Linked DNA regions of Homo sapiens: region 1 is linked to region 2. Evidence: chromatin loops called from intact Hi-C (ENCODE). Cell type or tissue: adrenal gland. All regions are shown on one strand. Each heading gives the region's core, and the rest is flanking DNA. Links, peaks and the distances in the headings are about the cores only.

Evidence for each region. Peaks named below come from ENCODE experiments on the same cell type or tissue, not always from the same donor. Only the 100,000 strongest peaks of a DNase experiment are listed, where the experiment ranks them.
Region 1: a loop joins it to region 2, with 2.2 times the contacts of the local background. A loop is called at or near these places in 23 of 110 quality-filtered maps.

What each region holds. Positions count from the first base shown.
Region 1 is chr2:171,135,727-171,148,268 of GRCh38, forward strand. All of the region lies in intron 1 of TLK1 (tousled like kinase 1), which reads right to left. It overlaps LOC124906092, which reads right to left and starts at 7,779. Exons shown (of 1, transcript XM_047446755.1): 1 at 1-7,779. It also overlaps the pseudogene LOC124906168. In adrenal gland, for the core only: a CTCF peak has its summit at 5,742; no DNase peak of the experiment used is centred there.
Region 2 is chr2:171,087,303-171,099,844 of GRCh38, forward strand. All of the region lies in intron 2 of TLK1 (tousled like kinase 1), which reads right to left. Among named protein-coding and RNA genes, the nearest start is that of TLK1, 67 kb to the right of the region's middle. In adrenal gland, for the core only: no CTCF peak of the experiment used is centred there; no DNase peak of the experiment used is centred there.

The DNA of each region.
Region 1 (12,542 bases), core at 2,386-10,385, 48 kb after region 2:
GGGAGGCAGAGGCTGCAGTGAGCTGAGGTCGCACCACTGCACTCCAACGTGGGCGACAAGAAAAAAAGAAAAAGATGCTCAACACCACTAATTATTAGCAAAATGTAAATAAAAAAATACAATAAGATATCACCTCACACCTATTAGAATGGCTACCATCAAAAACACTGAAAAAAAGTGTTGTCAAGGATTGTGGAAAAATGGGAACCTTTGTGTACTGTCAGTAGGAATGTAAAATGGTACAGCTAGATAGAAAATAGAAAGCAGGATCTCAAAGACATTGCTGCACACCCATGTTCATAGCAGCACTACTCACGATACCCAAGAAGTGGAAGCAACCCATGTCCAATCAAAAGATGAATGGATAAACAAAATGTGGTACACACGTACTATGGAATATTATTCAGCCTTAAAAAGGAAGGAAACACTGAAACATGACACAATATGGGTGAACCTTGAAGACGTTATGTTGAGGGAAATAAGTCAGACACAAAATGACAAATACTATATGATTCCAGTTCTGTGAGGTATCTAGAGTAGTGAAACTTACAGAGACAGAAAGTAGAATAGTGGTTGCTGGGGCCTAGGGGCAGAGGGGAATTAGAAAGTTGTTTAATGGGTGTAAAGTTACAGTTTGACAAAACGAAAACATTCTGGAGATTAGCTGCACAACAACAGGAATACACTTAACACTACCGACTTAGAAATGGCTAAGAGGTAGCCAGGCAGGGTGGCAGCCTCCAGAGGCTGAGGCAAGTGAACCTGGGAGGCGGAGGTTGCACCACTGCACTCCAGCCTGGGTGACAGAGTGAGACGCTGTCTCAAAAAAGGACAGGACAAGACAGGACAGGAAAGGAAAAGAAAAGGCTAAGATGGTACATTTTATGTCGTGTGTTTTTTAACCACAATTACAATTTTGAAAAAAAATGGCTAAAATGTTTGCATATGTACAGAGCTAACAATTTTGGTCCTTGACTTTTCTTGATCTATGAAAAGTCAGAGAAACATCTGCTCTTTAACTTAAAACTTTCAACTACCTGGATAGCTGGGTAACTAGAAGGGTTGAACTTCCTCAAGGAAAGTTACTCTATACAAGGACGGGCAGCAGTGACTACCCTGTTAAATATTATAAGGTAAAAAAATCAAGACTACTTTGTGATTAGTAAAATCAATATGAAATTCAAATATCAGTGTCCATAGTAAGGTTTTAAAGAACACAGTCATCCCACTTGTTAGCATATTGTCTATGGCTGCACTTTACCACACAAACACAAGCACCTGTCGTAGTTGTGACAACTCTTTTAAAACAGTTTAGGCCAGGTGTGGTGGCTCACACTTGTAATCCCAGCACTTTGGGAAGCCAAGACTGGTGGATTGCTTGAGCTCAGGAATTCAAAAACAGTCTGAGTAACATGGTGAAACCCATCTCTACAAAAAATATAAAAATTAGCCAGGCAAGGTGAGAGGACTGCTTGAGGCTTGGAGGTCAAGGCTGCAATGAGCTGAGATCATGCCACTGTACTCCAGGCTGGGTGACAGAGTGAGACCCTGTTTCAAAAAAAAAAAAGTTTGCTGACTCATGCTCTATATCTTATCCCAAATAAGGAATTAGATGCAGAGCAGAAATAAAACGAAGTAAATTCAAAAAAGAATATCAACAAATTAAAATGTTGATTCAATGAAGTGATTTTTTAAAAAATAAAAAGCCATAGCCTTTTCTGTGGCTTTTTATTTTATTTCTACCCCCAAGCCATCTACATATACACCCAGGCACATGCACATATGCCTTGTTTAATATCTTTAGTATCCGGAATAAGCCTCAGTTTTAAGATAAACTTTCAGCCAGGCGCAGTGGCTCACGTCTGTAATCCTAACACTTTGGGAGGCTAACGTGGGCGGATTGCCTGAGCTCAGGAGTTCGCGACCAACCTGGGCAACATGGTGAAACCCCGTCTCTACTAAAATACAAAAAATTAGCCGGGTGTGGCAGCGTGTGCCTGTAGTCCCAGCTACTCGGGAGGCTGAGGCAGGAGAAATGCTTGAACCCAGGAGGTGAAGGTTGCAGTGAGCTGAGATCGCGCCACTGCACTACAGCCTGGGTGACAGAGTGAGACTCTGTCTCAAAAAAAAATAAAATAAAATAAAAAAGTAAAAAATAAAAAAAAAACTTTCATTAGTTATTAAGCTCTTTGAGCACTCTTAATAAACAGGATTTATACAACTATTCAGTTATACAGCTTTGTCTTCTCAAATAACTGGACTGAAAGTTATTTTTACTTCATACAAATTTAGAAAAGGCATCCTATAAAAGTTAAATTATACAATAAAATTATTGAGAACTAATGATAAAAAGTTTGCATCACTTTTATCACTTTCTTAAAAGCAAGCTCAAGGGGGTAGAGATAGGGGTTGTAATTTATCGTGTGAGCTTTCAAAGATAACTAAAATGTTTGCTTATATCAAGAAGTTTTAGACAGTGTTCTAACTGGCCATGTACACATTTGTTTTAGCCAGTTAACTTATTAACATAAAATTTAAGGAAGAAGAGAATTTGCTAAATACTAATATACTTACAACGACATATTTAATATATTTATTTTGGCTTTATAATAGCAAATAGAGAGTAGAGAACTACTATAAATTGGTCCTAGCACAGAGGCTCCCATACCAAGGTATACTTATCTAAAAAATACTGCAAACCTTCAAATTTCAGATGGCAGCATTTGGAGGACAGTACGAAATAACGTAATCCCTCTTAAAAATCCCAATCATTTTTTTCTCAAGCTAGAGAAGAAAATTAGTCCAAAGAAATTTAAGTAATCTTAACATAAAAACTATCACACTCCTTGTAGTTTGTAAATACTATAGTAAGCCTTGGCAGTAATGAGCAGGAGTAACAAGTCCAAGATGAGATTTAAGACTGTTTTAATTTTTAAAACAAGTCACAAATAGAAACAGTAATAAACACGTGGAAAACTGCTTAATCTCTTGGTAATCAAATATATGTAGTAAGTAAAATAACATGTAATACCACCCCTACTTAACAAGCCAAACACTTCCTAAAAATACTAAGAGCAGTAATGTTTCCATTAAACTGGTTCATATGTATGTTGCTAGTGGCACTCTAAAGTTACAACTCGTACAATACAGTAACATCCACAAAGACATTCATATTTTTTTACTAAATAATCAATAAATTGAAACAGTAACTACAATACATAAGATGAAATTTTCCAAAGGCATAAAGGGTGTTATACAGTATGAGCAACTCTAAAAGTCTGTTTCGAAAGCTAAAACTTTTTTATATTAAACTACTGCTCAAAGGGTTATAATTTAAAAGAAGCAAAGTGACTAAGACGTGTATCACATTTTTACTTACAGGACAAAGAATTGAGTACAGAGCTGAGAAAATACCCAGCATTAAAGGAATAGGATATATATATACACACACATATTATATATAATGTTATTTCACGAAGAGCTGTCTTTTAAAAATATATTGTAATGCTCTGACGATTTTATTTGAATCCAAACTTAACTTACATTGGTACTAGCCGGTTGCCAAAAAAACTTAAAATAACAGTAATCTGGCTGGGCATGGTGGCTCACGCCTGTAATCCCAGCACTTTGGGAGGCAGGGGCGGGCAGATCTCCAGAGGTCAGGGGTTTGAGACCAGCCTGGACGACAAGGCGAAACCCTGTCTTTACTAAAGATTCAAAAATTAGCTGGGCATGGTGGCACACGAGTCCCAGCTAACTCGGGAGGCTGAGGCAGGAGAATCGCTTGAATCTGGGAGGCAGAGGTTGCAGTGAACCGAGATCCCACCACTGCACTCCAGCCTGGGCAACAGAGTGAGACTCTGTCTCAAAAACAAACAAACAAACAACAACAACAACAACAAAAACCGGTTATCTTCAAGGCATCAAAGGCAAAAATAGTTCTGCTTCCAATTAAACCTACAATTCCAGATGGCTAACTGCTCCACAAGTTGGTCCTATTCAAACTCTGTATATAACCCAGTGGTCCCCAACCTTTTTGGCACCAGTGGCCAGTTTCATGGAAGACAATTTTTCCATGGACCAGGGGTGGGGTGGGGTGGGGTGGGGTGGAGTGGAGATGGTTTCAGATGAAACTGTTACACCTCAAATCATCAGGCATTAGTTAGATTCTCATAAGGAGCAAGCGACCTAGATCCCTCGCATGTGCAGTTCACAACAGGGTCCACGCTCCTCTGAGAATCTAATGCCACGGATGATCTCACAGGAGGTGGAGCTCAGGCGGGAATGCTCACTGGCCTGCTGCTCACCTCCCGCTGTGTGGCTCATTCCTCACAGGATAGCGACCAGTACAGGTATGCAGCCCTGGTGTTGTGGACCCGATATAACCAATTGATAATTTAAACAAAAGGAAGATAAAGAGAGTGAGAGAAGAAGAGCGTGGTTAAGAGGAGAAAAAGATTCAGATTCACCCAAAATTTCAAAGCCAATTAAAGAATTAAAAATAAAAGCAAACAAGGACTTTCTCCTTCCAGTAATGGTGATCAGGTCATCAAACCAATCTTCTGGCTGAAGAAACTTGAAAAGTTGAACTAAGTTTAAAAAACGAAAACTCTACTTCTAGAGATCAGGCAGTAAAGAAATGGGGCCAGAATTCACTAAGTTCCCAGAAGTGAGTCTGGTATACCAGGTTTCTTCTCCCCTACAGGCATCTGCTGATTTAAGTAGTGACTGTGAGGCTGGAAAGCTAAGCAAAACATCTGAAAGCCTCACTGGGTTAGCCAGACAAAAATGAGACCCTGAGCCTCCCCCAAACTCTGGGTTGGGATCTCAACCTCAGAGCAAAAGAATTACAATTAAAGCCCAGATTCAAATAATCTCAATCCTTAAAAGTGAATTAAGAAAAGCAGATTTATAGGGCCCCTATGTTTCTGTCAAAATTAAATGTAAATTTTATGTCATGGAAGACTACCATTATTCTAGGCCTCAAATTATTTCTACAGTTTTTCACATCAAATGTCTCATACACAATAAAAATTAACCAGAAATCCAAGAAAATAACGCAAATAAAATGCAAATGAAACATGGAACAAGACCCAAAGGTATCTAGATAATTAAGTTATCAGACACAGACTCTCGAATAAGTATGCTGAGTAGTTAACACTGAGAACTTTAGCAGAAAACCTGAAACTAAAGAGAATAAAATTGAAATTCTAGAACCAAAAAGTAAAATAAACTAAATTAAAGAACTCAGTGTATGAGTCTGATGGCATATTAGACACAGCCTAAGAGAATTAATGAAATGGAAGATTGGTCAGAAAAATATATCTTTAAAAATGCACACAGGAATAAAAAGATAAAACATACAAAAAAGGATGTAAGAAACATAGGGCAAATTTAAGAATGTTTAATACATGTATAACTGGAGTACCAGGAGGAAAGAAGATGACAAGACAGAAGCACTATCCGAAGTGATATAGTCTGAGAATTTTCCAAAACTGACGAACGAGCTCATCAGTCCTGTGCAACAGAACTTTCTATTCTATTGATAGAATGATGGAAATGTTCTCCATCTGCCAATAGAGTAACTAATAGAAACATTTGTCTACTGAGAACTTAAAATGTGAGGAATTGAATTTTTAACTTTTTAAATGTTAATTGGTATCAACAGTTACATGCAGCTAGTGGCTGGCACTGGGCAGTGCAGTCCTACGTCACAGTTATAAGAAGTCCTATAAACACCAAGCTGAACAAATAAAAGATCACACCTAGACATATCACAGTAAAACTGCTGAAAACCAAATATAAACACCCCCACTCCAACAAAAACAAAAAGTGACCAGAGATCTACAAGCTAGATTACAGTCAAAGGAGCAACAGTAAGACTGATAGTTGACTTCTCAACAGAAACTCTGGAAACCAGGTCTCAAGGGCACTGTGCATAGCTGCAACATGACAAATGAAAAAAACTGCCAACCAAGATTTCTGTATCCAGCTCCCTCCCCCCAAAAAAATCCCTTCAAGAATAAAAATGAAAAAAAAGCATTATCAGATAAGCAAAAAAGAATTCCTCAACAGATAGGCCCAAATAGAGAAAAAAAAGAGTATTTTCAGAGAGAAAATCAACCCAGCTAGAAGCCTGGAAATGCACTAAAGATTGAAGAAAAAAACTGAGTATATAAACAAATTTAAATGTATAATTACTGAATAAAACACTAATGGTAATATCTTGTGGGGAGTTAAAATATCAGAGAACTAAACTATCTGGCAATAGTATGTAATTCTGGAGAGGGAAATGTACAGTTAATGTTTTCTAATGTTGCTGCACTGACCAGAAAGAGAAAAAAGTGCTAACTTATATCACACTTTAACACAGAAAGGAGGCATATTGTAATCTCTAGGATAAATATTAAAAACAAATTTAAAAAAAGATGGTCTAACTATTAAGCCAAGTTGGGGGGTGGGGGGTATTTGGAACAAAAAATAATAATAATCCCAAAAGCAGCAGAAAAGGAGAATAAGAGAAAGTTCAAACAGGATAAACAGAAATCATTTATTAGGAATATCAATTTAAACATATCAGCAAGTATATTAAATGTAAATGTACTACATGTTCCAATTAAAGAACAAACATGGTCAAACTAGTTTATTTAAACTAGTATATGCAACTTAAAAGATATGGCTAAAACGCGAAAGCTGAAAGAATGGAAAAAGCTGTAGCATGCAAACACCAAATGAAAGTTAGTGTATCTGCCTTAACACTAGATTAAAAACACTACAAGGTAAAATGCAATACTGAGATAAAGAGGGACACGTCACAATAATAAAAAGTTTGATTCACCAGGTAGATTTAAAAAAACCTTGACTTGTCAGCACTTTAACATAATCAAAATATATAAAACAAAAACTGACAAATTAAACAGAGAGACAAATGTTATAATCATTTGGGGATATTTTAACAAACCTTTGTCTGAATAGGAGCAAACAAATGCAAAAGCAGTAAAAATCTGAAACAGAAACAAACTTGATAGAACATATTACACCACATCTAACAACTGTAGTCTATAAATATTTTGTTGTTGTACACAAGGAATGTTTACCCAAAAAGACCATATGTTGAACCATAAAGCAAGTCTCAAATTTCCAAGAACTTAAGTCTTAGGGATTTAAATCTTACTAGAATGGAGTCAAATCAGAAATCAGGGCTGAGCATGGTGGCTCACACCTGTAATCCCAGCTACTCCGGAGGGATTCGCTTGAACCCAGAATCACTTGAACTCAGAGACAGAAGTTGCATTGAGCCAAGATCATGCCACTACTCCAGCCTGCGCGACAAATCGAGACTCCGTCTCTCAATAAATGAATGACTGAATGAAGGAATGAATGAATGAATGCACGAATGGACAAAGGGGTCAGTAGTGACAAACTTTACTGAAAGTAAGGAAATGATATCAAATGGTAAATGAATAGACAAGTAAGGTTAGTACAAAAACTATAAAATGTATTTTCCTTATCTCAGTTTCATCAAAAGATACATTTGGGAGGCCAAGGTGGGAGGATCACTTGAGGTCAGGAATTCAAGACCAGCCCAGTCAACACAGTGAAACCCCATCTCTACTAAAATACAAAAAGTTAGCTGGGTGTGGTGGCACATGCCTGTAATCCCCACCTACTCGGGAGGCTGAGGCATGAGAATTGTTTGAACCCAGGAGGCAGAGGTTGCAGTGAGCCAAGATCACACCACTGCACTCCAGACTGGGCAGAAGAGTGGGACTCTATCTCCAAAAAAAAAAAAAAAAAAAAAAAAAAAAAAAAAAAAAAAAAAAAAAAAAAAAAGGTGGGGGAGGTGGAATAGTAGAGCTATACAGGACTAAAGTTTCTATATATTGCAAGAATTAATGTAGCTATGAAGTAGACTCTGATAAGCTAAGATATATAAATGTAAACCCTACAGTAATCACTAGTAATTCAAATATAGTTTTAAAATGATTAAAGAAATTAAAATGTTACACTGGGAAATACTCATGTAATGCAAAAGACAGCAGTAGAGGAGGGAAAGAGGACAAAAGAGAAATGAGACCTATAGAAAACAAAACAAAGTGGCAGACAAATTTAACCCTATCAGTAACACTAAATGTGAATGGATTAAATAATACACTCAAGAGGCAGAAATTACCAGATTGGGTTTTAAAAGAATAAGATCCAATTAAACGCTGTCTACTTAAGACATATTTTAGATTCAAAAATACAAACGGGACAGGATAAGAGTAAATGGATGGGAAAAAACATACCATGCAAAAGAGCTGGCATGAATATACTAGTATCAGACAAACTTTTAAAAACTGGTGTTTTGAGAGGTCAAGAGAAACATTTTAAAACAATTAAGGGTCAATTTATTAGGAAGATATAAGAATTCTAATCACTTGCACTTTATGACAGAGCCCCAAATTACATGAAGCAAAACTGACAGAATTAAAGGGAGAAATAGACAAGCCAAGAACAATAGTTGGAAGAATTAAATGGCCCACTTTCAATAATGAATAGAACTAGGCAGAAGATCAATAAGGAAACAGAAAACAAACACTATAATCAACTAGATGGAAAAGACAGCTAGAGAACGTTCTGCCCAACAACACAATACACATTTTTCTAAAAAAGCACACATGGAACATTCTCCAGGATAGATGATCTATGCTAGACCATAAAACCAGCATCAACAAACTGAAAAGGATAAAAAGGATACAAAGTACGTTCTCTGATCACAATAGAATTAAATTAGAACTCAGTAACAGAAAAAAAATCGAGAAATTCACAAATATGCAGAAATTAACATATTCCTAAATAAATAATGGGTCAAATGAAATAAAAAGAAAAATTAGAAAATACTTGAGATGAATAAAAACAAAAAGGCAACATATCAAAACTTATGGAATGAACTAAATCAGTGCTTAGAGGGAAATTTACAGCTATAATGCCTATATTAAAAACAGAAAATATGGGAAAACATTTTTATGAACTTGAGATAAGAAAAGGCTTCTTAAATACCATAAAGAGAAGACAAAAGCAGGCCACAGAATAGGGGGAAAAAGTTTTAATAAAAAATAAGACTTCTCATCCAAAATACAAAAAGAATGCCTTCAAGTATGGTTTTTAAAAGACAAACACAACAGACAAATGAACAAAAGATTTGAACAAGCACTTCACAAAGGATAACGAAAAGGCCAATAAACTTTATGAAAAAGTGGTAAACATCCTTAGTCATCAGGGAAATGAAAAATTAAAACCACACAGATACCATCTTACAGCCAGGCACGGTGGCTCACACCTATAATCCCAGCACTTTAGGAAGCCAAGATGGGCAGATCACTTGAGGCCAGGAGTTCGAGACCAGCCTGGCCAACATGGTGAAACCCGTCTCTAACAAAAACACAAAAATTAGCCAGGCGTGGAGATGCACGCATGTAGTCCTAGCTACTGGAAAGGCTGAGGCAGGAGAATCGTTTGAATCCAAGAGGCAGAGGTTGCAGTGAGCCGAGATCGCACCACTGCGACAGAGCAAGACACAGACTACAAACAAACAAAAAAAGGCCGGGCACAGTGGTTCACACCTGTAATCCCAGCACTTTGGGAGGCCAAGGCGGGTGGATCACGAGGTCAGGAGTTCGAGGCCAGCCTGGTCAACATGGTGAAACCCTGTCTCTACTAAAAATACAAAAATTAGCTGGGCATGGTGGCGGGCACCTGTAATCCCGGCTACTCGGGAGGCTGAGGCAGGAGAATCATTTGAACCCGGGAAGCGGAGGCTGCAGTGAGCCGAGATTGTGCCATAGCACTCCAGACTGGGCAACAGGGTGAGACTCTGTCTCAAAAAAAAAAAAACAAAAAACAAATATAATGTATGAAGAGACAGGTATAAACATGTTCATAATACCATTATTAATATTTTGTCAAGTGGAAACAATCCAAATGTCAATCAACAAAGTATAAAATGTAGTACATTCACACAAAGTAATATTATAGTGCAATTAAAATTACAGTTTCAGAAAATAATGTGGATGAATCTTACAAATAATATGTGGGGCAAAAATATCTAGATACAAAATATATAATGCGTGGATCCATTTATATCAAACTCAAAAACAGGCATAACTAAATCAGAATAATGGTTACTTTGGGGAGCATGGAGAAGGTAGTGACTGATGGGGAAGGAGAGTGTTTGAAGTGCTGGCAATATTCTATTTCTTGTCTCAGTGGTCGTTACACAGGTCAGAGTTTATAATAACTTACTGAGCACTACTTTGTGTGCCTTTTCAGTATGTGTTATGCTTCAATATGAAAGATAAAATATATAAAATTTAGAAATAAAATCAGTTGAATCACACTAAAATTAGAGTACTTGAACTTCAGAAAGCAGTAACTTTTAAAGACTTATACTCATTAAAGTATCATAAAGAGCCAGTCATACTGAAGTGTGCCTGAAGTCCTAGCTATTTAGGAGGCAGAGGTGGGAAGATCACTTGAGCCCAGGAGTTCCAGGCTGCAGTGAGCTATGATTGCGCCACTATACTCCAGCCGGGACAACAGAGTGAGACTCTGTAAGAATGTGATTCTTTTGTAGTTCTTAAGTGTGATGACTGGGTGCTCACACACAAGAGGTGCCTCTCTCAAACCTTGTTATGACATCAGCATATGACCCATCTGATAAGAAAATAAATAAAATATAAAGAACAACTGGTATTGAATTCAATAAAAGCATAAAACTTTATACAATGGAAAATATTCAAATATATAAAAGAAAAAATATGACGGTGGAAATAGTTTCATCAAATGTAACAAGAATTAACATCACTACCATATATTCTCATGTCTAAGATACAGACGTCAAGAAAAATTGGCTTTGGGCTCTTGATAAAAATATTAAGTTCAATCTCACTACCAATCAAGACATATCAACTGAAACAAGATACCATTTTAACAGCAGTTAAACTGGAGGAAAACTGTGTAACTCCCTTCTGTAGGGAGTACTTTGTTCACAACCTCTGTGGCAGAAATACAATTTCCTTCCTTCCCACTTCTCCTTTTTAGAAAACTTTATTTCACAGCACTGGAAACAGTTGCTCAATGATCCACAAGAGAACAATGCTACTGTGATTCCTGAATTTCCGGTTTCTACCTCAGTAGGCCTCCTTAAGGCCTAACTGGGGTCTAAGGGATACCCAGCTCTATAACCTTCTACTACTAATAAATCTGTTTTGCTTAAGTTAATTTCTAGCAACCAAATGACCAATGAATATAACACCTTGATATAGCTTATCTCAGAAGCTGAAAACTGGCAATTCGGGTTGTTTTATCTAACCCACAAGGTGTTCTTCAAAAGTATAAATTAAATGTTAGAAATTATCCTTCCTCACTAGACTGTGACCAAGCTCCTAGAAAGCAAGGACTAACTTCATCATATTTATCTTTGTTTCCTCATTACTAGGCTTCAGGTCCAAAAATACTTGCTGAATGAACAAACTATGCCAATAAGTTTTCTATAAAACTCTATAGCTCTGACAACTGATTCATCTCAGAGAACAATAGACTAAAATCCCAGTTATTCCACTAAGAAAACAACAGTGACAACAGAGATTAAACGACATAAAAATACTCGCCCCCTTTGCCCAGTAAGCCAAATCTTTGAAATGTAAAAAACAAAAAGTAATTCACAGTTGTGATCATAGCACAGTACAGCCTTTCAACTTCTGGGCTCAAATGATCCTCCTGCCTCAGCCTCCCAAGTAGCTGGGACTACAGGCATGCTCCACTGCACCTGGCTTATGTTTTAACTATCACTATTATGTGTGGATATAATGATACTTTAGAATTTAAATGTTTTCCTCTCTGTTTATGTGGCAAAGAATAGGGACCAAATACTATCTGAATAAATGTTCCTTATAGCCACAGCATGCTTGACTTAGATGGTCTGTTTCTCCAGCCTGTTGAAGAACTGTAGCTCACAGATGTAGATTTCAAATGATATCCTAAATTGCTGCTTTCATCATCTTAGTGCCTGTAATTTTCTGTGGCTTTAGAATTGATCACATGTATGAGACGCAGTTATACCATTTAAGCATCAAGCACTAGATTTGGATTAGCAGTGTTTATACTTTGTATTGGTATGCAGTCATTCCTTTTTTTTTTTTGAGACAGAGTCTCACTCTGTCTCCCAGGCTGGAGTGCAATGGTGCAATCTCGGCTCACTGCAACATCCGCCTCCCAGGTTCAAGCGATTCTCCTGCCTCAGCCTCCCGAGTAGCTGGGATTTCAGGCGTGTGCCACCACGCCCGGCTAATTTTTTGTATTTTTACTTGAGATGGGGTTTCACCGTGTTAGCCTGGATGGTCTTGATCTCCTGACCTCATGATCCGCCCACCTCGGCCTCCCCAAGTGCTGCTATTACAGGCATGAGCCACCACACCCAGCAGCAGCTGCATACTGTAAAGCACTATATTGCAAATTTTGAAAGGGGCCTATATTGTGTTTTTTTGTGTGTTCTTATTAGT
Region 2 (12,542 bases), core at 3,172-11,171:
AAAAACCGTAAAAAGAGCTGAACGTAAATTCTACAACTGAAAATTTCACTCTCTAAAATAGAAAACTTACTGAATGGGCTTAACAGAAGAATGGAAAAAGAGTACTGAAGATAGGTCAAGAGAAATTACTCAAACTAAAGAACAGAGAAAAAAATATTGAAAAATAGTGTCTGTTGGACACCATGAAGCAGTCTAAGATACATGTAACTGGGGTCATAAAATGAGAAAAATATGCAGAAAAAAATATTTGAAAAAATGACAGCCAGAAAAATCCCAAAATTTGGCAAAGACATTAATTTACAGATTGAAGTTCACTCAATCTCCCAAGCAGGATAACTACAAAGAAAACCACACCTACGCACATCATAGTCAAACTGCTGAAAAACCAAAGATAAAGAAAACAATCTTGAAAGCAGCTGGAGAAAGTACACATGAGAACAAAAAAGGATAAAAGTAACAGTTGACTTGTCATCATAAATGCTGGAGGCCAACTTCACTCTGGAAATAGTGAGCTAGGAGAACTCTGTACTAAGATGCATAAGGCACAGCTGAGAAAACAGAGAAGGTTAAGTAGAAAGTCTACACTAAAGAGACCCTTAGGCCCTTTCTTGTTCTCAATTCTAAAAAGTTAGCAGCCAAGCTTTTACTCCACAGGTATGAGATGATAAAAATCTCTCTCTGGGAGATTCTATAAGTCCCTCAGAGAAATGACTTAACTAGATCATCCTACTGCAAAACCCATCCATGGCTGGGTATGGTGGCTCACACCTATAATCCCAGCACTTTGGGGGGCTGAAGTAGACGGATGGCTTGAGCCCAGGAGTTTGAGACCAGCCTGGGCAACATGGTGAAACCCTGTCCCTACAGAGGAAAAAAAAAATTAGCCAGATGTGGTAGCATGTACCAGCAGTCCCAGCTACTCAGGAGGCTAAGGTAGGAGGATCACTTGAGCCCAGGAGATAGAGGCTGCAGTGAGCTGTGACAGTGCCACTGCGCTCCACCCTGAGCGACTGAGACCCTGTATCAAAAACACCCCAAAAAACAAAACCCATCCATCAGTCAGTAAACCCTGCCCAGTTACACAGTTTCCAGTAAGTGTTTAAGTGCCTAATGCACAGATATGAACAAAGTCCAATATCACTCAAAAAATTCTTCCAGAACTGGAAAGCATGTTTCTGGATTGGAAAGACACATTTTTAAAAAATCAAGCACAATGGCTTAAAGAAAACCAAACCAAGATACATCAGAATAAATAATTTCAAATTCTAGAGACAAACACAAGCTCCTAAATAAAAGCTTCGAGGGAAGAACAAATAGAGTATTTACAAAGAATCAGGAATCAGAATGGCATTGGAGTGTGCAACAGTAACACTGGAAGCTAGAAGACAATGGAACAATGCCTTCAAAATTCTGAGAAAATGATTTCCAACCTAGAATTCTACCCGTCAGATACACTAAAAACAAAGTGGGAGGAGGAAAATATGCAAGGTCTCAAAAATTTCACTACCCATATATCTTTCCTCAAGAAGCAACCAGAGAATCTGCTCCACCAAAAACAAAGAAATAAAGCAAGAAAGAGAAGATATGGGATACATGAAATAGCTCAAACACAGGACAGACACAAAAGTCTCCCTGATCCTATGATGATCTTGGCTCACTGCAAACTCCACTTTCCGGGCTCAAGTGATTCTGCCTCAGCCTTCTGAGTAGCTGGGATTACAGACATGTGCCACCATGCCCGGCTACTTTTTGTATTTTTGGTAGAGACAAGGTTTCGCCATGTTGGCCAGGCTGATCTCGAACTCCTGGCCTCCCAAAGTGCTGGGATTACAGGAGTGAGACACCACATTTGGCCTGGCTTTGAAATTATGAACATGAATTGTGTGTCTTTTCCTTCTTGATTTGTAGGAATTCTTTCCATATTCAGGACATGAATCTATGGTTTGCCTTTTCACACCTTACTGTGTCATTTCAACGTAGTTACATTTATCAAATGTTTTTCTTCTTGGCTACTGCCTTTTGGAACCTATTTATGAAATCTCTGCCAATCTAAGGTAATGAAGACAGTCTATTCATTTTATTAAAGTTTTATTGCTTTACCTTTCCCATTTAAATCTACAATTTACTTGAAATTGATTTTTCTATCATGATAAGAGTTCAAAGTGAAGAGTTATTTATTTTCCCTTATAGATATCCAATTGATACAGCACATCTATTTTAACGATCAACTCTTTCCCACTGCACTGCAATATCACCTTTGTCATAGATCAAGTTACTATTTACAGATGGGTCTACTGCTGGACTTTATTCTCTTTCATTGGTCTATTTTTCTATCCATGTCAATATCAGACTGACTTAATAACTAACTTTCTCTTTATTTTTTAAGAGACCAGGTCTTGCTCTGTCACTCAGGCTGGAGTGCAGTGCAGTGGCATGATCATAGCTCACTGCACCCTCGAACTCCTGGGCTCACGTGATCCTCCCGTTCAACCTCTTAAGTAGCTGGGATTACGGGCACAAGCCACCGTGCCTGGTTTAATTTTATCAATAATACCACAAAATATTCTTGATATCTAGTAGTATAATTCTCCCAGCTCTGTTATTGTCCTTTAAGGCTGCCTAGACCATTCTTGGTCTTTACATTTTTATATAATTTTGGAATCAGCTTGTTACTTTCCACCCTCCCCAAAATCCTGCTGGGATTTTAATTGGTATTGCACTGAAGCTACAAATCGATTTAGTAAGAACTGATAGCTTTATAACATTGAGTCTTCCAATATTTGAATATTGCATCTCATTTACTAAGGCCTTTTCTGATTTCACTGTTTTACAGTTTTCAGTGAAGATGTCTTGAGTATCTTTTGTAAGATTTATTTCAACTTATATTTTTATTATAAAGATTTAATAACATATTTATATTAACAATTTTTAATACTGTATATGGTACCTTTCTAAAACTTCATTTTCTACTTTCTACTTATTTGTTGTTGATATGCAGAAAATATAACTGGTTTTAATATATGATTTATAATCAATGACCTTAACTAATTTACTTATTAGTTTTAATTATTTTTAGATTCCTTGTGATTTTTCTCTAGATCATAATCATGTTATGGGGATAATCTTTATTTCTTGATATGAGTGCTGCTTACATCACTGTGTTCAGTTTGTGAACATTCATTGAGTGTACTTATGATTTGTGCATTATTCTAAATGTAGTGAGGAAGAGAACTACTTATCGCCTATGCTATTTATTTGAACGGTTTTTTGCTACAAAGTCATCAAATCCTTGGGATTTTCCTAGGTATTCACTTTCTAAAATCATGTATTTAAAAAGGTTAAATTTCAGTATTAATTCTTTGGAGACTAAAGCTGGTAATATTTCCCCATAGATAAGCACTCATTTATTCTTAATGCTTTTTATACCAGAATTCATTCTCTATCAATAAAAATATCTTTCCTAGCTCCACTATAACTCCACTTTATAAGGCTTTTTATTGGTAATGTTGCCAAAAGTTTAGTAAAAAGAACAATATTTAAACTAGCAGACACAATAGTTTTTTACTAAGAAACTATTAAAATTAAATTGAAAATTAATTTCCTCAGTCGCACTAGCCATATTTTAAATCCTCAGTAGCCACATGTGGCCAGTGGCTACTATTAGGCCATACAGATACAAAAGATGGCCATCATATCAGAAACTTCTATTAGACAGAGTTGCTATAAGATAGGGGATCAGCAAACTATGGCCCTCTGCCTGGTTTTTATATAAAGTTTTACTGGAACAAAGCCATACTCATTTCATTACATATGGTATATGTCTGCTTTAGTACTAAAATGGCACAGTTGAGTAGTTTTGATAGAGACCACATGACCTACAGATATTTAGTTACCTGGCACTTTACAGAAAAAGTTTGCCGACCTCTGCTACAGACATACGAAAATCACAAAAATCAGTGCTTGAGTTCAATGCTTGAGAGGAGCTATATGGGTTAAGAGGGAATATTATATTTCAACAATAGATGCCCCCATCTAACCAGACATAATCTAGTATAAACATTCCTTGCATCCCTAAAAAGCATTAACTGTCTTAAATTTGGGATTTGAAAGTCAAGTCTTATGATTCAGAACACAGTAAACATTTCCCATTTTAGGTATTCAACCTCCATTCCAATTTCATGACAGCAACATAGTTTCTTTTTAGAAAACCATCCTGTCCTTGTATTTTTGGTAGGACTGGAAATCAACCTGCCCAGCAACTAGAGAAATTCTAAGGAGGGTCCTTCTCCCATACATAATCTTTACCCATACCTATAATCGAGAAACAAAGGGGAAAATTAATCAACTCTCTTCCCCAGAAGTTTGAATCTCAAAGGAATGATATAATAAGCATGGGATGGCGGGGGGGTGTCTTTGTTGTTGTTGTTGTTGTTGTTGTTGTTGTTGTTGTTGTTGTTGTTTAGACGGAGTCTCACTCTGTCTCCCAGGCTGGAGTGCAGTGGCATGATCTCGGCTAACTGCAAGCTCCGCCTCCTGGGTCCATGCCGTTCTCCTATCTCAGCCTCCCGAGTAGCTGGGACTACAGGCGCCTGCCACCGCGCCCGGCTAATTTTTTGTATTTTTAGTAGAGACAGGGTTTCACCGTGGTCTCAATCTCCTGACCTCGTGATCCGCCAGCCTCAGCCTCCCAAAGTGCTGGGATTACAGGCATGAGCCACTGCGCCCGGCCGTCTTTTTTTTTTTAATCCACTGGAGATCCCACAATCAAAAGGATGAGCAGTTTCTGTTGCTTCATCACCCAAGGTTGCCCTGGTTCCTGTGCAACTCTGGTCTTCCAGGCTTCCAAATCATTCTGTGAATTGACTGATATTCGATCAATAACTTCCCTTCTTTGCTCAAGGTAGCTAGAGAGCTGGGGTTTATTTCTGCCAAAGAAAAAAAATCCATATTGTTTTGGCAAAAAATCTGGAGTGGACAAAAGTAGAAAACGAAGTCAAATGTCTTAAAGAAGACTTGTCCATCAATGACATTCACTTTCACACTACATATTTTCACTATGACCAGCTGTAGGCAAAACTGTAAGACAGACTAAGTTTTGGTTACCATCCACATTCTTATCAGCACCACCACTACTGGCTCTCTGTAGTTGTCAATTAATTCTAAATATTAATCAAAGTGTTCAGATTTTAGCTTGTAGCTGCCATCTCCCCAAATATCTCTTTAGTTCACTAATATCCCAAAATATCTATTTACTGTGCCAATAGATTTAATTAGAACACTTCATATTTTAACATGTTTTTTGAAATGTGGGTTAAACCTGCAAACTGTTAAGACCACCCTCCTACCCCCATGGACAAAATGATGAATATGTCCACCTGGAAGTTACCAAACTATGCTTGCTCTGCTGTGGTTACTACTAGAACAGACTAAAAGCATCTGAGGGCAAGGATTTTGTCCTCTGTCTACAAACCAAGGACACTAAATGGAACCTTACACATGAGTACTTTAAAGTATATGCTAAGGAAATGAAGCAACTAGATGGGTACATTTTTTTTTACGTGATGTTAACAGGTTAGAAGTTAGGAAAATTAGTAAAATAAACAGACACTGGCCTTATTTTCAGTTCCAAAGAGCTTGCTGATACTGGGCAGTGCTAAGAACATAATATTAAAGCAAGTCCAGAAGGACCACATGACTCCATGTAAACTCTAAATGCAATTCAAAATTTTCCCCCAGTACTCTTAAAAATATATGCCAGTCTCAAAATTAGCCTCCTACTGCCTAAGTCTCCAAAGTTTCTGAATCAGGATACACTGTTTTGATTTCTTATAATAAAAGGATTTCATTCCCCCAAAATTGAGGACATAACTAAAGAGTAGACACAGAGCTAAGTGCTGAGACCATTAAAATATGCCACACAGTCCTTTGTCTTCAAGAGCTTAGTAGGCTAGTAAGAAACAAATAATTAAAATGTGATGGGAAAAATTTTGTCTAGGTACACACAGGTGTTGAAGAGGGACACAGGAGGTCCACCAGATTTGGATTTGGGCAATTAGATGGAATGAGGTAATCAGAGAAACATCCTTAAAGTGATACCTGATCTGACCTTGACATTCAAAGAGTGATGCATCTGATGAAAAGAAAGGGCATATGGGCATCTGAAACAAAGTGAACTGTATGTTCAAAGGAAAGATGTGAAAAACCATATCCATTTAGGGAACCACAAATAGGCTGTTCAAAGTACAATGTGAAGAAAAGATGGAAAGTGGGGCATGAAACTGGGCTACAGTGGTAAGGTAGGAATCCGAAAAATGTCAGGTAATTTGAACTTCAACTTAAAAACTATGTGAAACCATTAAAAAAAAAAAATTCCAAGCAACACCTTCTTAATGCCACTGTTAAGAAGGCTAGGAGAATCAATAAGTTAGAATAGGTAAGTAAGATCAGGCCTGCTTTTCTGGTCAAATCTATGGGGAAGAATGTCTGTAGGGCTACATAAAGGTAGATCTGACAGAGATTTAAGTTGATCACTTCTGCATAATGAGAAGACTCCCCTTACCCACCTGTCCCATGCTGCTCTAGACGCCACCTGATTGTAGCCAACACCAGGAGTAAGAGAAGGGAACACCTGTAAACCTCACCACCAACCAATCTATCACTACTCAGAAGATCACCAGCCTAACCAGAATGGATGCTGTGGCAAGAAAATCTTACAGGTAATTTAAGGAGCCTAATTACCTTGCAAGGGAGAGCCCTAGTCAAACACAGAATAGGTGGCTCAACTAGAGGAGAAATTACGGTCAGAGCAGAAATAGGTCTTTTATAAGTATATTATTTGAATTTTAAAGTAAATATAATTAGAAATAAAAGAGTTGACAGTGAAACGCAATTGCAAAAATCTAAATTCAGTAAAGAGTAGGGGCAGAAGCACTGCTAGAAATGAAATTAGTAGTCTAGAAAATGAAGTAGAATCATCCCGTTAACATCAAAATATGAAGAAATTAAAATCATGAGTTAAAACAACAGATACAAAGGACATATCTAGGGGATCTACTATGAAAATAACTCGTTTTCAGAAGGGAGGAAACAAATTAAGAAAAAAAATCAAATATTAAAAAGAAAACTTCCCTGAGCTGAAGAAAAATTAAAACCTAGAAGACATCAAAAATAGTATCTATAAACTACTGAGATACTACGAGAAAGCAAAAGAAAGACATTTTCAGACATGCAAACTCAAAACATGGCAGCATGTATTCAAGAATGCTTAAAAGATCGACACTGTAAGGGCAAGCAATACCCTCAAACTAAATTTTCTTTTTTTCCGAGACAGAGTTTTGCTCTTGTTGCCCAGGCTGGAGTGCAATGGCGTGATCTCGGCTCACTGCAACCTCCACCTCCCAGGTTCAAGCGATTCTCCTGCCTCAGCCTCCCGAGTAGCTGCGATTACAGGCATGCGCCACCATGCCTGGCTAATTTTGTATTTTTAGTAGAGACAGGGTTTCACCATGTTGGTCAGGCTGGTCTCGAACTCCTGACCTCAGGTGATCTGCCCACCTCAGCCTCCCAAAATGCTGGGATTACAGGTGTGAGCCACTGCGCCTGGCCTCAAACTAAATTTTCTAAAGGGGGAGAAGAGGGTAGCAGATACAGGTTTATGTATGACTGCCATAAAGATTTGTTATAAATCACAAACATGCAGAAATTAAACAACACACTCCTAAATAACCAATAGGTCAAAGGATAAATCTCAAAGGAAATTAGAAAAAAACTTTGAGATGAATGAAAACAAAAACACTGCATATCAAAACATATGAGATAAAGTTAAAGCAGTGCTTACAGGGAAAACTGTAACTGTAAATGTTTACATTTAAAAAGAGATCTTGAATCATAACCCAACCGTCCACCCAAAAAACACTAGAAAAAAGAAAACCAAACTAAAACCAAAGCAAGCAGGGGGGAAAATATATATCACAGCAGAAACAAATGAAATAGAGAATAGAAAAACAATAGAAAAAAAAACAATGAAACCAAAAGTTGGATCCTTGAAAACAAAATTGACAAATCTTTAGCAAGTCCTACCAAGACCAAAAGAAGGAAGACTCAAATTACTACAATCAGAAATGAAAGAGCTCGTTATTACTGACTTACAGAACTAAGAATTACAAGAAAATATAATGAAAAGTTTTATGCCAACAAATCAGATAACTAAGATGATATGGACAAATTCCTAGAAAGACACAAGCTACCAAAAATGATTCTAGAAGACATAAATATCCTCAACAAAACACTAGCAAACCAAATTCAACACCACATTAACAGGATCATCATACACCAAGATCAACTGAAACTTATTCCTGAAATGCAAGGGTGGTTCAACATACATAGTCAATAAATATGATACACCACATTAACAGAATGAAGAATAAAAATCTTATGATCATCTCAATAGATACAGAAAATGCATCTGACAAAATTCAACATCCTTTCATGATTTAAAAAAAAAAAACTTTCAACATCCTTTTGTGATTAAACTCTCAATAAACTAGGTATAGAAGAAATGTACCCAACATAATAAAGGCAATAAATGATAAGCCCACAGCTAATTTCATACTCCAGGATGAAAAGCTGGCAGCTTTTCCTCTAAGATCAGGAACAAGACAAGTAAGCCCATTCTCACCACTGCTATTCAATATAGTACCGGAAATCCTACCCAGAGCAATCAGGCTAAAGGAAAGAAAAAAAAAGAATACAAGCCATCCATGTCAGAAAAGAATAAATAAAATTATCTCTATTTGCAGATGACATAATTGTATATATGGATAACCCTGAAGATTCCACCAAGAAACTATTGGAGTCAGTTAAACTAATTCAGTAAAGTTGCAAGATAACAAAATCAACATACAAAAATCAGTTGTGGAAGGGCATGGTGGCTCATGCCTGTAATTCCAGCATTTTGGGAGGCCAAGATGGGAGGAATGCTTCAGGCCAGGAGTTCAAGACCAGCCTGATCAACATAGCGAGACCCCATCTCTATAAAAAATAAAATAAACTTTTTTTAAAATCCCACACAAAAAATCAGTTGCATTTCTATATACTAATGATCTGAAAAAGAAATTAATAAAACACTTCCATTTACAATAGCATAAAAAAAATTTAAGAATAAATTTAATCAGCCCAGGCACGGTAGCTCATGCCTGTAATCCCAGCACATTGGGAGGCCAAGGCAGGTGGATCATTTGAGGCCAGGAGTTCCAGACCAGCCTGGCCAACACAGTGAAACTCCATCTCTACCAAAAAATACAAAAATTAGCCAGGCATGGTGGCAGGCGCCTATAGTCCCAGCTACTCAGGAGACTGAAGCAGGAGAATCACTTGAACTCAGGAGGCAGAGGATGCAGTGAACCAAGATGGCACCACTGCACTCCAGCCTGGGTGACAGAGCAAGACCCTGTCTCAAAAAAAAAAAAAAAATTAACCAAGGAGGTGAAAGATCTATAAAATAAAAACTATAAAACTGTCGAAAGAAATTGAAGACAATACAAATGGAAAGATATCCTGTTTTCATGAATTGAAAGAATTAATATTGTTTAACTGTCCATGCCACCCAAAGTGATCTACAGATTCAGTGTAATCCTAATAAAACTCCAATGGCATTTTTCACAGCAATAGAAAAAACAACCCTAAATTTACGTGTAACCTCAAAAGAACCCAAAGAGCCAAAGCAAAACTGAGTAAGCACAAAGCTGGAGGCATCATAGTACCTGATTTCAAAATATACTACAAAGTAATAATAATCAAAACAGTACAGTACTGGCATAAAAATAGACATATAAACCAATGGAACACAACAGAGAGCCCAGAAACGAATCCACACATGTAGGGTGAATTGATCTTTGGCAAAAGTGCCGAGAACACACAATGGGGAAAGGATAGTTTCTTCAATAAATGGCCTTGGGAAAACTGGTAATCCACATCCAGAAGTTGGAAACTGGACCCTTATCTCATACCATATATAAAAATCAACTCAAAATGAATTAAAGACATAAGATATGAAATTTTTAAAATATTAGAAGAAAACACAGGAAAAAAAGCTTGTTGACATTGGTCTGGGCAATGATTTTTGAAAATGATCCCAAAAATATAGGCAACAAAAGCAAAAATAAACAAATGATATTACATCAAACTAAAAAGCTTATGCACAGAAGAAGAACCAATCAACACAGTAAAGAGACAATCTACATAATGGGACAAAATATTTGCAAACCATGTATCTGATAAGAGCTTAATATCCAAAATATTGTAACTCAAGAGCAAGACAACAACCTAATTTAAGAATAGGCGGCCGGGTGTGGTGGCTCACATCTGTAATCCCAGTACTTTGGGAGGCTGAGGCAGGCGGATCATATGAGGTCAGGAATTGAGACCAGCCTGGCCAACATGGTGAAATGACATCTCTACTAAAAATAACAAAATTAGCTGGGTGTTGACGGCGGGTGCCCATAATCCCTGCTACTCGGGAGGCTCAGGCAGGAGAATCGCTTAAACCTGGGAGGCGGAGGCTGCAGTGAGCCAAGATCGCATTACTGCATTTCAGCTTGGGTGACAGAGCAAGACTCCACTAGGAAAGGAAAGGAAGGGAAAGGGGAAAGGGGTGGGGCGGGGAGAGAGAGGGAGAGAGAAAGAGAGAGAAAGAAAGAGAAAGAAAAATAAAAGAAGCCAGTTAAATACTGCATGATCTCACATGTGAAATCTCATGAAGCAATGAAGCAGAGAGTACAACGATGGTTGCCAGGAACTAGGGGGTAGGGGAAATGGGGAGATTTTGGTAAAAGGGTACAAAGGTTCATCTACACTGAATAAGTTCTGAAGCTCTAATGTACAGTATGGTGATTACAGTTAATAATATAGTACCGTACACTTGAAATTTGCTAAGAGAATAGATCTTAAATGTTTTCCGCACAAAAAAAACTACATGAGGTGATGAACATGTTAATTATCTTAATAGTGTTAATCATGTCACAATATATATGTATATCAAAACATCACATATACACCTCACATATATATAATTTCTATTTGTCAATCATACCTCAATAAAGCTGGGGTAGAAAGGTAGAAATAAATAATCTGAATAGTCCTTACAAGTAAAGAAATAGTAGCAGTATAATTAAAACAAGAAAACGAATAAATATCTACCCTCGAAGAAAAGCCCAGGCCTAGATGGTTTCACTGGTAAATTCCACCAAATATGTAAAGCAGAACTAATACTAATTCTTCACAAACTCTTCCAAAGAACAGAAGGAACACTTACCAACTCATTCTGGAAAAACAATATTACCTGATAGTGAAACCAGATAAAAACATCACAAGAAAATTACAGATCAATATCCCTTACAAATATGGATGCAAAAATCCTCAACAAAATACTAGCAAACCAAATCCAGCAACATATAAAAAGGATTATACACTTTGAGCAAACAGTATTCATTCCAGGAATGCAAGGTTAGTTCAACATACACCAGCTATATTAACAGAACAAAAAATAACCACTGATCATGAACAGACATAGAAAAAATGTCTGCCAAAACCCAACACCCTGTTTCTGATTTAAAAGGAACAAAAAAGAGCCACTCAGCAATCTAGAAATAAAAGGAAACTTCCTCAACCTGAGAAAGGACATTTATGAAGCACTCACAGCTTTCCTCTCTAAGATGACAATATATGTGCTCTCACCACTTCAGTTCAACATTGTATTGGATGTTCTAGTCAATGAAAATTAGGCAAGAAAAAAATAAAAGGTAAATACTAAAGGTAAATACAGTAATAACAGCAAAACTATTAAAGCTAATAAGTTCAGAAAGGTTGCAAGACACAAGACTAACACACAAAAACCAAATGTATATCTATAAAACAGCAAAGAGCAATGTGAAAAACAAATTAAGAAAACTTCATTTACAATACTATCAAAAAAATAAAATACTTAGGAATAAACTTAACAAAACAAATGCAAGACTTATACAGTATAAACTAAAAAACATCATTGAAAGAAAATAAAGAAGATCTAAATGAATGTACCAACAGTTGTGTTCATGTGCTAGAAGACTTAATGTTATTAGGATGGCAATACTTCCCAATTCAACCTAGACATTCACCAAAATTCCTAACAAAATCCCAGGTGGCCTTTTGTTGAAATTGACAAATTGATCATAAAAGTCATATTGAAATGCAAGGGACCCAGAATAGCCAAAATAATCTTGAAAAAAGAACAGAGTTGGAGGATACACACTGCCAGTTTCAAAACCTACTACAAAGCTATATTAACCAACACAGTGTGGTATGGCGAAAAGATAGACATACAGATCAGCAGAACAGAATTAAGAGTTCAGAAATAAACCCATATATTTACAATCAATTAACTTTTGACAAAGGTTCCAGGACAATTCAAAGGGAGAAAGAATAGTCTTTTCAACAAATGTTGCTGAGACAACTGAATAGTCCAACGCGAAAAAATTATTTTGGATTCCCTACCTCATACCATATAT